Regions from separate parts of the Mus musculus genome. Here region 2 is linked to region 1. A link is a loop called in an ENCODE intact Hi-C map of the cell type or tissue named here. Cell type or tissue: heart. All regions are shown on one strand. Region 1 has its middle 23 kb from the start of Gm32130. Region 2 overlaps Gm32130 (a long non-coding RNA gene).

What was found. A loop is a pair of places that touch in the nucleus more often than their neighbours do. Peaks named below come from ENCODE experiments on the same cell type or tissue, not always from the same donor. Only the 100,000 strongest peaks of a DNase experiment are listed, where the experiment ranks them.
Region 2: it touches region 1 in a loop (2.1-fold over the local background); 11 of 42 quality-filtered maps call a loop at or near these places.

What each region holds. Positions count from the first base shown.
Region 1 is chr16:95,824,288-95,826,787 of GRCm38, reverse strand. No RefSeq gene overlaps it. Among named protein-coding and RNA genes, the nearest start is that of Gm32130, 23 kb to the right of the region's middle. In heart, no CTCF peak of the experiment used is centred here; a DNase peak (open chromatin) is centred at 1,537; H3K4me3 peaks cover 884 bases; H3K27ac peaks cover 2,194 bases.
Region 2 is chr16:95,768,447-95,770,946 of GRCm38, reverse strand. All of the region lies in intron 1 of Gm32130 (a long non-coding RNA gene), which reads left to right. Among named protein-coding and RNA genes, the nearest start is that of Gm41509, 28 kb to the left of the region's middle. In heart, no CTCF peak of the experiment used is centred here; a DNase peak (open chromatin) is centred at 1,076; H3K27ac peaks cover 276 bases.

The DNA of each region.
Region 1 (2,500 bases):
GGGCAACAAAGACTCTTTCCTTGCTGGTCTCCGTAGTAGAGACTCTTTCTTATTTTTTTTAAGATTTATTTATTTATTTTATGTATACGAGTGTACTGTAACTGTACAGATGGTTGTGAGCCATCATGTGTTTGCTGGGAATTGAACTCAGGACCTCTGCTCGATCTGGCCCAAAGATTTATTTATTATTATTATATATAAGTACACTGTAGCTGCCATTAGACATACCAGAAGAGGGCGTCAGATCTCATTACGGATAGTTGTGAGCCACCATGTGGTTGCTGGGATTTGAACTCAGGACTTTCGGAAGAGCAGTGCTCTTAATCGCTGAACCATCTCACCAGCCCTAGTGGAGACTCTTTACGTCATGTTTTCTCCAGCCTTCACTTCCTGAAGTTCTAGATGGTATCAAAGGATCCTGGCTTCTCCCTAAAGCTTTGGACTGTCCTGTAGAACTTGAAGATAGATGAGTGTGATTATCAGACAAAAAAGGTTGAATTTACTTATCAAGTTGATCGGCTACATAGATACCACATTTCAGACTCACAGACACAGCAAGATACTTCCAACCATATCTTTTTCAGATTGAGAAAAATCAACTTGAAATCTCCACAATCCTGGGAGGCAGAAATATAAGCAGAGCTGTGTGTTCAAAGGTCACAAGCAAACTGGAGCCCCCCACTTTCCGCAGGCTCTGGCTTCCCTCAGTATCCCACAGAAGTTCTCTGACTTGACAGCTACCAGGGATCCAGTGAAATTCATCTCTTTCGCCTTAACTTCCTTACTTCTAAAAAAAAAAAAAAAAAAGGAGCCGGACAACCCTATACTGTGAGGTACAGATTAAATACGCTCAGCAGTTGCCATGGTAACCACCCTAGCTAAAATGTCTTTACTGTTATCACCAACATCGTTAGTAGTGAGAGTTTTTCCACTCATGGGCTATCATGAGCCTGGGGATCTGCAGCCAGGGCTGGCATTCTAGAACAGTCTTTCATGCCTTTGGAGGTGGTAAGAAACTGCCATTGACTTGGGGAAAAGAAACCATTAGTGTTTTGCTCAAAAGTGTTCTCCTGACAACTGTGGAAACCGTATATATCATACAGGTAACACTAAATGAACCGAGATATATATGAAGGGAGGAAATGACAGTTTTAATTAAAAAAATGTTTACCTGTGACAGGGGCAAAGCCACATTTGTAAGCTTTGAGAAATTCAGATGGATGATTCTCACCAAAGACTCCAGGACTGGTCAGGACTGACTGCAGTAACACCCTGGTGTCTCAGAGGATTGGGAGGAAAGTCTCATTTTGTGCCCTTGTCAGTCCACTGCAGGCGGCACGGGAGAGCTCTGTTTATCATGACCACTCACAGGGCTGGCTTCACTCTTGGACATTTGCCAGGTGCCAGGGCAGGAGTGGGGAAGGGAAGTAAGATCCTATCCTGGTGTCAGGTTGCTGCCTCTGCCAAGAAGTACTTGGATCACTTCTGTTTGTCATTCGGCTGGGAACCATGGGCTCCATGTACCCAGGAAGGAAAGGGGTGGGACCCAGTGAGCCCCTGATCTCCACCCTAGGGTCAGACCACAGGCAGGGCAGAGACCATCTGGTCACCAGGCTTTGTGTGGAGCAAAGGCAGACGAATGTTTTCCTAAGGGGCCATAGGAGCCATATGGCCCCTGTCCTAATGTTCCGACTCCTGGACTCTGAGATTACACTGTGGCTTTTATAAACAGAATGGTGGTATCTGTGTTCTCATGAACTTACAAAAGCAAGCGGGCCAGGGGACCCCTCAGAAATCTCCAATGTTGTTTTTCAACAAGCAGGAAGAGTTGGGTGGCATCAGGAAGAGCAGGGGACTGCTCTGCAAGTGAGCATGGTCAGAGTTGCAGCGGTGTCTGCCCAGTGTCTGTGTTAGTCTCTTAGGATCTATTTAAAGTATGGGGGGGGGGGGTAAGGAGGAGGAGGAGGAAGTGGAGAGGAAGAGAAAGAGGAGAAATAAAGGAGGCAGGGAGGAAGGAGAAGAGGCAGAGGGGGAGGAAGAAGGGGGAGGGGAGGGGTAAGAGGAGGAAGGAGGAGGGGAGAGGGAGGGAGGAGGAGTGAGAGGAGGAGGAGGGAGGGAGAAGGGGGAGGAGGAGTAAGAAGAAGAAGAGGGAGAAAGGAGGAGGAAGGAAGAGGGAGAAGGGAGAGAGGAGGAAGGCCTCAGTTTTAGAGCTGTAAGTTTCTTGTTTGACATGGTGGACTAGTGATATTTAAAAGTGGAAAGAAAAAGTTAGTGCCCAAGGCATAAATCTTTTTAACAGAGTTTACGAGGCCCATATTCTCAAATACTCGATGTGTTCTAAAAATGCCTTCGGAAGCTTCTTTAGGGAGAAGCTAAAGATAGAAATTCCCTCTCTCCCCCTCTCCTCCCATAAATACACATGCACACACACAAATTGCCCACTGTGTGCCAAATTCTGTTCCTGGCCAAGGACATTGGGGGTAGGGGTGGGTTGGGATAA
Region 2 (2,500 bases), 56 kb after region 1:
CCCTCAGGGAGGCTTGGCCAGCATCCTCACTTGTGTGAGAGGAGATTTTGACACCTGTCACCAGTCACTTTGTCTTTGTCCCTGCTCCTCAGTTTTGCTTTCACAGAGCTGGTCCTGGGCTTCCAACCTTCCTACCTGACTCTTTCCTAAGATGGAGCAGGGCTTCAGGGGCTGTGTCACTTGGGTCAGGAAGCCAGGCTCTGTTGCCTGAGATCAGCCTGTGCTGGGTAAGCCACTGCTGTCTTCATCTGTGACAGGGAGAATGTAGGAGACTTAATGAGTCTGTGTTTGCCAAGCTCTTTGAAGACTCTCAGAGCTCATGAAAGCCTGTGCTCATTATAGTGAAAGCTATAGCTGCTCTGGGCTTTAATGTTGTTCTTCCCTTGGAGGCCTGACAGGCTAGCTCTCACTCACATGGGTAAGACCTCAGTGGGTGCAGAAAGATGGGGGTGGGAAGAAGTGGTATGCATGCTCTAAGTGCATGTGGGGTGTGTGTGTTTATGTGTATGTGTGGGGGGGGGCTGTGGGGGAGGGGTACATGCAGTATGTGTGGTGTGTATATATATGTGTGTGGTCTGTTGTATATATAGTATGTATGTATGTATATTATATGTGTGTGTGCTGTGTATGTATGTATAATATGTGTGTGTGTGTGTGTGTGCGCTGTGTATGTATGTATGTATGTGTTGTATGTCTTATAGTGTGGTACAATGTGGGTAGTGTGTGGTATGGTTGGTGTGTTGGGGTGCGTGGTATATGGTATGTGGGGATGTGTGTGGTGTGTGGGTATGTGGTATGATGTGGTGTGTGTGCCCTGGTGTGTGTGTGTGGTGTGGTATGTGTGTGAGGGATATGGGTCTGTGTATGTCGTGTGGTGTGTGTGTGTCATGTGGTGTGTGTTGTATGTTGTGTGTGCTGTGGTGTGCGTGTGCAGGGTATACGTGTCTAGTGCGTGGACCTGGGCTTCACTCCCGCAGTGACTGTAAGGGGACAAAATCCCTTGCTTAGGTGCTGGCTCTGGCGGCAGCAGTGAACTTTTGTTCTGAGAACACCACCCACACACAGTCGGTTGCTGCCAGGAGCTGTGCCGCCCACACAGGATCAGTCAAGCCGGCATGAAAGAAATGAGCTTCCAACTGGCTCCAGTTTAAGTTTCTTTTCTTCCCTCCTCTGGAACAGCTTGAAATTGCTTCTCTTCTTTGTTGGGATCCCTGGAAAACTTCACCTCTCCTCCACCTCCAGTGTACTCCCTCCCTCCACCTCCTACCCCCTCCCCTCTCCTCCCCTAGCCTCGACCCACACCCACCTGTCCCCAGTCCAGGGATCCAGAAGCTGATCTGCACCCTTCACCATCTGATCCCGGGCTCACTGTTGCCCCTCAGTGCCCTGCAAGTCTAGCAGATTCTAGATGAAGCTGGGCAGAGGCAGGCCTGCACTGCCTACAGGTGAGAGGCTTGTTAGGGTGAGGACCAGAGATAATCCTTCACACCATCAAGGAGCTGGTGTCCCGAATTTCAAGCAAGGTTTCCTCGTTCTTCCCGGGGCAAGCAGGCCCTTTAGACTCCATTCTCTGGGCTTGAGAGCACACAGTGACACTTTCCACCGAAGCTCCAGGTAGACAAAACAGAGAGGAAGGTGCACCGAATAGGGTTAGCAACCAGGGCACACTAGGTTGTGAGGAGGCACGCTGGGGAGGCAGTGCATGAGAGCTGGACCTACCTGCTGCTGCTGCCTCTGTGTGCTGCCTGGGAGTGGGGTGGGTGTGGGTGTGGTTATGGGAAGGGCTTCTCCTGTCTGCCTTTTTTTTTTTTTTTTTTTTTTTTTGCCACCTTCTTTTACTGGCTACCAGCAGCAAGGTGGTCCAAGGCTTTTCTAAAAATTGAGGTATTGAGGTGGGTTGTTGCTCAGTGGTTAGAGTACTTGCCTAGGTACCAAACCTGGTTTCTTCTTATCACATTAAGATGTCTACGATATCCCACAATGCCCCACACTAAACATGGTTTGAAAAGTTCACATTAGGGGCTGGAGAGATGGCTCAGTGGCTAAGAGCAATGACTGCTCTTCCAGAGGTCCTGAGTTCAATTTCCAGCAACCATGTGGCTCACAACCATCTGTAATGGGATCTGACGCCCTCTTCTGGTGTGTCTGAAGACAGCGACAGTGTACTTACATACATAAAATAGTCCACTCAGTTCACAGGTGTGGGATCCTGGCACTCCTCCTTTTGTTTCTGGCCTCGGTGGCTTGCCAGCTGCGTCATGCCATGCACCCAAGCTCTGCTCCATCTCAGGTCCAGTAACTACTTCACCCTGTGACTGGGAGACTTCCCATTTCGTTGTTTTTTCTCATCAGCAATGGATGGCTGTGACCTTTAAGTGCTCTTGCTTAGCAGGATCCACCTTGTTTTTCCTTCTTCCTCCGGTGAGCTGGTAGGCTCTGTGTAGTGTCCTGACTGAGTAAATCCCCACACAGCACCTGAGAACTGGGATATCGGCACCAT